Linked DNA regions of Homo sapiens: region 2 is linked to region 1. The links are chromatin contacts, found by Hi-C or POLR2A ChIA-PET in ENCODE. All regions are on one chromosome and are shown on one strand. Each heading gives the region's core, a stretch centred on a gene start or an enhancer-like site at or near the end of the contact. The rest is flanking DNA. Distances are from core to core; before and after follow the strand shown. Region 1 overlaps LINC01483 (long intergenic non-protein coding RNA 1483). Region 2 holds the start of KCNJ2-AS1 (KCNJ2 antisense RNA 1).

Region 1 (4,635 bases), core at 1,252-3,751:
CTGGTGAGGCCTCAGGAAGCTTACCATCATGGCAGAAGGAAAAGGGGAAGTTGGTGTATCACACAGCCAGAGCAGGAAAAGGAGAGAGGGAGCAGGGCCCACACACTTTTAAACAACCAGATCTCATGTGAACTCAGAGTGAGAACTCACTCATCACCAAGGGGGTGGTGATAATCCATTCATAAGAGATTCACCCCCATGATCTGAACACCTCCCACCAGGTCCTACCTCCAACACTGGATACTACATTTTATCATGAGATTTGGAGGGGACAAATATCCAAACCGCATCAGGTAGAGATGAGTTTAGTAAAGAAACATCCAGGCCGGGTGCGGTGGCTCACGCCTGTAATCCCAGCACTGTGGGAGGCCAAGGCAGGTGGATCGCAAGGTCAGGAGTTCAAGACCAGCCTGGCCAACATGGTGAAACCCCATCTCTACTAAAAATACAAAAATTAGCCAGGTGTGGTGGCGGGCACCTGTAGTCCCAGCTTCTCGGGAGGCTGAAGCAGGAGAATCGCTTGAACCCAGGAGGCGGAGGTTGCAATGAGCTGAGATCACACCACTGCACTCCAGCCTGGGCGACAGAGCAAGACACTGTCTCAAACAAACAAACAAAACATCCAGCCGGGTAAATTGAAGGCACAAGATTTTGAGAGAAAGTGAAGAAGTTAAACTTGCTAAGGAGTGGCTTTATGCACTGGGGGAAGAGAGGGAACAGATATTGCAGGTAGCACTAGGAAGAGTCTGTCAGGCAGAAGACACAACACAGAGTTGCAGAGGTGGCTTTGAGTGAGTGGTAATCTGTGGAAGAGGTGTCTAATGACAGGAAAGTACAGATAATCCTGCGGACAAGATGAGGAAGGCTAGATAACTAGAAAGCCTTCGGTCTTGAGTATTGATCTAAAATGGGGAAGTGAATATAGTGAACTGTAAGATTTTTTATATTCAAAAATGCTGCAGCCACAAAAAAGAATGTCCTTTGCAGGGACATGGATGAAGCTGGAAACCATCATCCTCAGCAAACTAACACAGGAACAGAAAACCAAATACCGCATGTTCTCACTCATAAGTGGGAGCTAAACAACGAGAACACATGGACACAGGGAGGGGAACATCACACACCGGGGCCCGTCGGAGGGTAGGAGGAAAGGGGAGGGAGAGTATTAGGACAAATACTTAATGCATGCGGAGCTTAAAATCTAGATGATGGGTTGATGGGTGCGGCAAACCACCATGACACATGTATCCCTATGTAACAAACCTGCATGTTCAGCACATGTATCCCAGAACTTAAAGGAAAAGGAAAAAAAAAATGCTGGAAGCCATTGCCCCAAATGCTGAGTTCTAAGCAGAAAACTTGCAAGTTAGAATCCTGAGGACTCCAAGGTTAAGGCAGCACATGGATATTCAGTTGCCTTCTCTCTAGACTCCAGAGTCCCTGCAGAAGTCTGGCAAAGATAGCCTGGTCTGATCATCTTCAGAATCTAAACACACCTCATTTACATAACTACTCACTGTAGGTTGTTTTCAGTTGCCTTCTAAGATTGAAAATGCTAAGGCTTCCCCAGGTTTCAATATTACTTGGTCATTTTTTTTGGTAAGAATCTGACAGGTCAGTAGTTAGATGACCAAATGTTTGAAGAAAGAGTTACTGAAAGGTGATATGGTTGGATTGGTGCTTTAAGTTGAAGACTGTGGACATAATGGGTAGAATAAGAATCCCCGAATAATGGTTGTGATTGTGAAAATGGAAAGTAGATGATAACCTTAAAGAATTTGTGAAGTTGAAGAAAGTGGAGCATTTGCTGGAAAGCACTTCCTCAAAATCTTGCATCTCAAAGGAGTACTGGTTCTGCCTGACAGAACAGCATTGACCTCCACCTGAAAGAGCAGGCCTGACTCAGTGCGTCTCTGGTCCCCACACTGCAGTCACAGTGTGGACATTCTTTTGCAGTGTGTGGTAGCTCCCCCAGGGCAGTGGGCCTGAAGAGACTTGGGGGTAAGTGGTCAGGATTGCTTCCTGCAACAGTGAGAGGTCCTGACTCATGGGCTCTGGATCCCCTCTGACTAATGATCTGCAACTGACCCTCTGCTTGTTCTCTAGCAGGTCCATTCAAGGCAGGAATTGTAATTTCCTAGGACACAATGCTAGGTGAAAGGGTTCATTGTGTCACCAAGAATGACACAGTAATTTAAGCCTGGGAATGCAATTTATTCAAACTCCTCATTTCCTAAATGAGCTCAGATTAGAACAATCTCTTAAAGAACAATTTTAGAAATGTTGATGTTTTTCTTTTTCTTTTCTTCTTTTTTTTTTTTTTTTTTTTACAGGGGGTGGGTGAGTGAGTAGGATGGAGGTGGCCATGGAAAGAAAGGAGAGGAGGAGGCTTTCCATAACCATGACTTGAAATGACCGAGTCAGAAGGTTATGGCTGTTAGGAGGAGTTAGGACCAAGAAACATGCACTTTCTGCCAGTGGGGTCCAAAGTATTCTGCATATCTCAGACAAGTGCAAACCTGCCTTGCCTTTCTCTCTGTCTCCCTAGGAGGTACTGTTTGTGTGACAAAGAGAGTTGTCAGTAATCCAGCAGACACCCTCTTGTACTGCATTGAAATCCAGCACATTCCTCCCTACAGTAGGAAGGACAGACTGGGCTTGCTTTGGGGTTTATTAACCATCTTGAACTATTTTCCAAATGTTTTAGGTTCGAAAAAACCTGAATCACATTGGGCCACAGCCACTTTTTCTTCTTCGCTATTAAGCCTATGTGTATTTTATGGGAAATGTAATCCATATGTTTCTGATTCCTTTACACTTAACTCATCAAGCAGGATTTGTTAAAGCTATTTCATGCCCTGGATGCCTTTTGAGCCGTTTCCTTGTGACTTTCAAAGCCTTTTATTCTCCAGAAATAGGAAGTTACATTTTATGAAATGTAAATGAGCTTGAACCCCCAAAGGTCTTATTTGGGTCAGAATTTGGAACACTTGGGATCAGTAAGAAGCATGCTCTATTCCACTCTTTCAGAGGAATTTCAGCTCAGGGAATACTTTTACACTTTTCAATGCATAAAATTGGCTAAACTTTAATTAAGATGTACTTGGGAGAAAAAAAAAGCAAAAAAAAAATTTCATTGTAAGAGCACATATCATTAATGAAAAGGGGTAAATATTTCTGAATAAATAAAAGCTACCTCAGCTAAATTACCATAAAATAAAATAAACCGAAACAACCAAATACGTCTCCGAACATCACTAACTATGATCCTGTTGCTAAATTGCTGTTTTAATTTTGTGGCCCTAAAGTGAATCTCCAGTAAATATTTTTTCAATACCTCCCACCAGAACAATTAAAATAATTTTCCAGGAGCAAAGCTGTTTTCATGTCTTGGCAAAATATCCTGTTGTCTGAGAGCTCCTATTCTTCAGCAGTAGAAGTTTGCAATTAAAAAAATTAAAGAAATGCATAATCTAAAAATTCTCTCCTCTCCTCTAATTCTAGGAAGAAATTCCATGTTGGGTGTGACATAATAAAACAGGCTCAATTCCGAGCCTTTGCAATTGTTTCTTTTTCTGCCTGGATTAATCTTCCCTACGATCATGAATCTGTCTCCTCTGTTATCTCTTCACTGAGGCCGGCTCTAACTGTCTGGACTGAAAGAACTCTCCCAATTCTCCTTTTGTTACTCTCTACTCCATTTATCCGTTTTACGTTTTTCACAGGAATTAGCATCATCTACCATTGCTTAATGTCATTTGTGCACTTATATTTTCTTTTCTCAATGAGAATCTAAACACATCCCTGTATCCCGTTACTAAAACGTTAGCTGACAAATGGCAAGCACTCAATCAATGTTTACTAAATTTAATTGCAACAATTTGTTCAACACCTATTGACACGTATTATGCACCAGGTTTTATGCTAGATATCAGAGATATAATGAAATATAAAACCAAGTTCCTGTTCTCAAGAACCTCCCATCTTGAGGACAGAGAATATAAGTCAATTACTCTAGTGGTGTGTGGTAATTTTACTGGGGTCCTAATCCAGACCCCAAAAGAGGGTTCTTGGATCTCCTGCAAGAAAGAATTCAGGGAAAATCCATAGAGTAAAGTGAAAGCAAGTTTATTAAGACAGTGAAGGAATAAAAGAATGTCTGTTCCATAGACAGAGAAGCCCAGAGGGCTGCTGGTTGCCCTGGTTATTTGTTGATTATATGCTAAACAAGGGGTGGTGGATTATTTATGCCTCCCCTTTTAAAACCATATAGGGTAACTTCCTGATGTTGCTATGGCATTTGTAAACTGTCATGGCGCCGGTGGGAGTGTAGTAGTGAGGACAACCAGCGGTTACTCTCGTGGCCATATTGGTTTTGGTGGGTTTTGGCTGGCTTCTTTACTGCAACCTGTTTTATCAGCAAGGTCTTTATGACCTGTATCTTGTGCCAACCTTCTGTCTCATTCTGTGACTTAGAATGCCTTAACCATCTGGGAGTACAGCCCAGTAGGTCTCAGCCTCATTTTACCCACCTCCTATTCAAGATGGAGTTGCTCTGGTTCACATGCCTCTGACAGTAAGCTAAAGTTTGCTTGAGAAAAGTGAATTGAAAAAGCCTAGTTATTTTATTGCATA
Region 2 (4,635 bases), core at 1,307-3,806, 300 kb after region 1:
ATGGATCCCAACACCCAATTGCATTCGTGTCCAAGACTAATGGGGATTTTTGCTAAATAAGGCCTGATTCAGCCAAAAAAGATAGACTCTGAATACAGAAATCTGCATCACGCATCACTTCAAAAGATGTATTAAATCAAACACTGAAAGCATTGGCACACAGAATTTTCCTAATAGGGACATGATGAAAAGTCATTTATTAATTAAAATGCATTTATATTTTCTTTTTTTAAAATGAAGCAATGGGGGTATTCTACGCTACCATACATTTACAAAATTTCATTTGCAAAATTTCATCCTTCATACTTCCTTATTTAGCTAATTAAGGTAATGATTCTACTTAGATTGGAAAGTTCTAATTAAAATCATTAATTTTTCCCGAACCTTCTCCTTCAAGATCTAAGCTTTGCTGCACATCCTTCAGTCTTTGGGAGGAGAGAATGTTGGGGGATGTGCTGCTGATAATTGATGAGAGAGAGCAGGATACATTTATTATGACCTTCCTCCCGCTGCCCAGCTAAATTTATACAGCCAACCATAATCTAATAACTCTGTGTTCCTTTCTTTAAAGATTTTCCTATCATATGAAACTATTTCGGCCTGTGGTGTATTCTTTCTAATTAGAGTAGAATACTAAAGCAAAACCATTTCAATCCAAGTTGCATAAAAATGCCATCCCTTTCCGAGTGACTGGTTTTCAAAGCGAGCTCATTACCTGGAAAAACAACAACAACAAAAGTGTTGCCTCTCTGAATTCACGTGGTTTGGAAAATTCTTAGCCATCTACAGATGCACCAACTGAATCATAATAAAGAAGAGAAAATCTATAAATGATTAATTTCCTTTTTCTATTTAGGCTTAACATGTTTTAAGGGATAATTAAACTTTTGGCCTGTTTCTTAGAAGTCCAGGAGGAAGCATATTTCAGAAGAAGCTTATTGAACTGAGCGGTGAACTCATTCATTATCCTTTGGTTAATACAGAGTGAACTTGTCTACCCTCAGGTTCATTTAGCTTTAGGCTACAGCCTAGATTCTTAGACATCCGTCTATTTTACAGTATTAATTCAAGCTGTTTATAAATAACACATGACTAAATAGATGTTAAAGAAGACCTCCCTTGGGGCAGGCATTATTCCCACGTGCATGGCAACAGAGTTCGTAACAGGGCTTGGTGAACAGTATAATCTCAACACATTAACTGGGACCACATCGCCATTTGGCTATCAGAGCAGCCACACCGAGTGCATCATCTCTTGCACACCCTTTTAATTTAAGTACCTTGCTCAGTGCTAAGAAAAAAGGCACACTTGTTAAGGCAGGAGTAAGTGCGGATCTGCGAAACCTAAGCAAGCATATTTCACCAGCACCTCCTAGGGGCCACGTGTGGATATGAGGATGGGAGGTGGGGACTCGCACAGAACCTTTCCTTGAATTGTCAGTTTCACCTCTCCTACACACAAAAATCCACCCCGACTGCGCCGTCCACAATACCAGCTAGTTTGCTGAATTAGTTCAGCGACTCAAGGAGGCCTTACGAGGTTTAAATAAACTGCACAAAAGACACATTTGATCGCTCGAGAAAATAAACATTTAAAAAACTCAGTGGAAAGAAAGACTCCTAAAATATATCCTGTCCTTTAGGAGCAAAGCTTCGTTAGGACACCGAAGTACTCAGAAATAATAGGCACTTACTCTTCGGTTTACACACACACACACACACACACACACGGATTAGTTTATAAAGTTCCAGGATCCAGACCCGGTTAACACTGAAGTTGCTTTTTAGGGGTCTGCGCGCTCTCGCCTGGCTGCTGGGAAGGAGGGCTGGGAGGCGCTGAAGCGAGGGCAGATCTGAGTGTCTGTAGGAGTTGCTATTCCAAAAAAAATCATTACTCTCTAATTGTTCTGATTTTAGATCAGCAAAGCGTGCCGGGCGGTGGTGGAGAGACTGAGGGCGGACAAGGCGAGAGGGAACGAGCCGTCCACCCTTCGGAGAAGCCTAGGCGCCTTGTAAGTAATTCGCGAACAGTCGGGAGAACAAACAGCCAAGCGGCGCTGCAGTGGCCGCACTTGCGCGCGTCTCAATCCTGGGGGCTCTGCGCGCCCGCCCCAGTCCCTCGCCCCATTGACTCAGTGGCTTCTCCGGGCGCTGCAGCCTCCGCGGGGGGCTTCGAAGGGCCGAGGGGCTCCGGCAGAGAGGGAGTGGAGAGGGAGACGCGCCGGGACCGACGAACAATCCTGCCCCTGCGGCAAAGGTCTCTACCCGGCGCTGGCACCTCGCAGGCCCCTCGAGGAGCACGCAGGGCAAGCGGCCCAAGAGCGGGGGAACCGGGAAGTGTGTGGGGCTCCAGACGGAGTAGGAAGCTTTGCCCAAGGCCAGGCTGCAATCAGGCAGCCGCAACAGCCGGGCGCGGAGCTTCCCACCTGCTGCTGTCCCAGCTGGGCCGCAACTTCCTCCTCCCCGGCCCGGGCCCGACTCCCCGGCCGGGCTCCGAGGGTGGAGGGGGACGAGGCGGCGGCAGGTTCCCTCCGCTGGCAACGCCTCGCAGCATCCTCCCCTCCCCGCCGCGGTTCCCGGGGCCGGCCGCGCGGCCAGGCGCGCTGCGATTGGCCGGCAGCGGCCGGGGGCGGGGCCAGGAGAGCCGGTGTCGCACGGACCGCCTCAAAAGAGCCCAGGATATTGCAGAGCGCACTGGAGCCCTGGCCAGCGCGCAGCCTTCCCGGCGCCGGCGGGCTGGGTCTTGGGAATTCTGGTTTGCTTTGGCTCACTCGCTTTTTACAAACCACTGGATCTTACATGCCTCTGTACCCCCCACTTCCACTCCATGTCCCCATGCTCCTGCGCCAGCAACAGGTAAGGGCTGCTGTGTTTTCTTCCTTTTCGCTCGCTGCCGGTGTGTCCTGGGGAATGGACTCTGGCCGCCGTCCCCTACCCTACCCTGCCCCGCTGCTCCAGAGGTGCCCAGCTGTCACACTGCTGTAGCGCTCACCCACACTCCGGAGTCCCAGATCATGCCTATATAGTTTGTGTGCGCACCAGAACATCCCCAGAGCTAAAAATACTGAGACATGCTTGGAACAGTTGAGCAATAGAAACAGATTTCTCTGCAGCATCTGTTTGTGCTCATAACTTCCAATGCACCAGCTGTAGCGAGATACTGGGTTTGGAGGCAAGGGCGAGAGCGTCTGTGTTCGGTTCTCACTCTAAGTGGGGAAAAAAAGAAAGAAAACGTGGTTGCGGGTTTGGGGGTGCGTCTTGAGCCCTGGTCTTAAACCTTGGCAAAGCTTGGGACTCAGCACTATTCTTGATCCTTGGCTTTTTTTTTTTTTCGTCATTGCTTCAAGTATAGCTGTGAGTTTCAAACAGAGTGAGTGTCTCAAAGTTGCCTTCCTGAAAGAAGAGCGGGAGCCCGAGTTGGATTTGAGCCTGAGGATCGCAAAACTTTCACATTACATATCACTCTCCCCTAACCAATTTGTTATTTTCAGTAATAATGGTATTAATACCTGGCTTGAAGACAGTGTGGTTTTAGGAAAGCAAAATAGTCAAAACGACTTGATTCTGCAAAAAGATTGCATCATAGCGTGGATTCATCATGACAATTGGAAAAAAAATAGGGATAGGGAATGGGCAGTTTAATGTCTGTGTCTGGGTAAGGATATCATAGGATGATCACTAGGATAAAAGGCTGTGAATTCCGACGATTTTCATAAATTCAGATTTTACCTGTTAGGAAATAAGGTGTTATTTGAAAACCTCGGATATGCAAAGAAACCATATTGCGTTTTATCATTTGTTTTCTTTTCACATTAATAATCAATAGGCTGCCAGATTTCCTCTCGCCAACCAATGTTGTGTGTCTGCTGTACATTATCTGTACACTTGTTAGCGTTTTCCTGCTCACTTCCAAATGTTTCATTTCTATTTGCCATTATCTGGAAAAATCCTGGTGCTCAGAAGGGGTAAGAGATGTTAATTGAAGCATGGTGGAAAGGGTGAGGATAAGGTCAAGGCCATTTTACTTAGCTTCCTCCTCTCTCATATTTTAATGACACTTTATTTTTTAATGTTCTTGGTCTCCATAAGAAATATTTGATCTAAACTCATGTGAATTTTGCTTTTAAAAAAAATAAAAGAACACAGTCTTTCTACATCCTTTGGATTCCTGAGTTGTAGAATCTCTGGTTAGCTGTAGCGTCCTTGTATGACTTTTGCGTAGCCTGAAAGATTGAAAACAGCTACCTGCACAGATTAAGTGTTTCAGATTTTTTTAAGTGTATATTTTTATTTACCAAACATGTCTGTTTTTCAGCGTATGCAAATGCTGAGCAGTGCTACAAGCCAAGTGTCGTTGAGTATAAATGTTAGACAGGGGGCTCACACGTAGATAGATGGGTATCCCCCTCCCCTCCCCACTTCCCCCTCCTCCTCCCTCATGTTTATTGAGCTTCTAAGAGGCTGCTTTCCTAGCAGTTGTGCTCACATAGCAACATGTGCCCAGAGCACACTCAGGCTGTTCTATATGGCGTCAGCTGGGGAATAGCTGCTCTAAACACTCATTAGCAGACCTCTCTCTCAGCCCAGTACGTTTTCTTTTGCTATCTTTATTTCCTATCCTTAGAAACTTTCTTA

What was found. A loop is a pair of places that touch in the nucleus more often than their neighbours do. ChIA-PET counts read pairs that join two places held with the same protein, here RNA polymerase II (POLR2A). Pooled maps may share reads with other maps.
Region 2: a map of endothelial cell of umbilical vein shows a loop between it and region 1 (4-fold over the local background). The contact joins the promoter of KCNJ2-AS1 here to the enhancer-like site in region 1. A Hi-C loop is called at or near these places in 1 of 168 maps with a recorded cell type or tissue (endothelial cell of umbilical vein) and 3 of 50 pooled maps. POLR2A ChIA-PET finds 5 or more read pairs at or near these places in 1 of 52 experiments (endothelial cell of umbilical vein).

What each region holds. Positions count from the first base shown.
Region 1 is chr17:69,868,315-69,872,949 of GRCh38, forward strand. The region is part of intron 4 of LINC01483 (long intergenic non-protein coding RNA 1483); the gene reads left to right. Among named protein-coding and RNA genes, the nearest start is that of LINC01497, 91 kb to the right of the region's middle. Within about 2 kb of position 2,502, at least 4 of the 41 ENCODE cell types and tissues checked have a DNase peak (open chromatin) inside an H3K27ac peak, as active enhancers do.
Region 2 is chr17:70,166,846-70,171,480 of GRCh38, forward strand. It overlaps KCNJ2-AS1 (KCNJ2 antisense RNA 1), which reads right to left and starts at 2,557. Exons shown (of 1, transcript NR_036534.1): 1 at 116-2,557. KCNJ2 (potassium inwardly rectifying channel subfamily J member 2) reads left to right here and starts at 2,687. Exons shown (of 2, transcript NM_000891.3): 1 at 2,687-2,856. RefSeq lists a silencer at 2,283-2,742.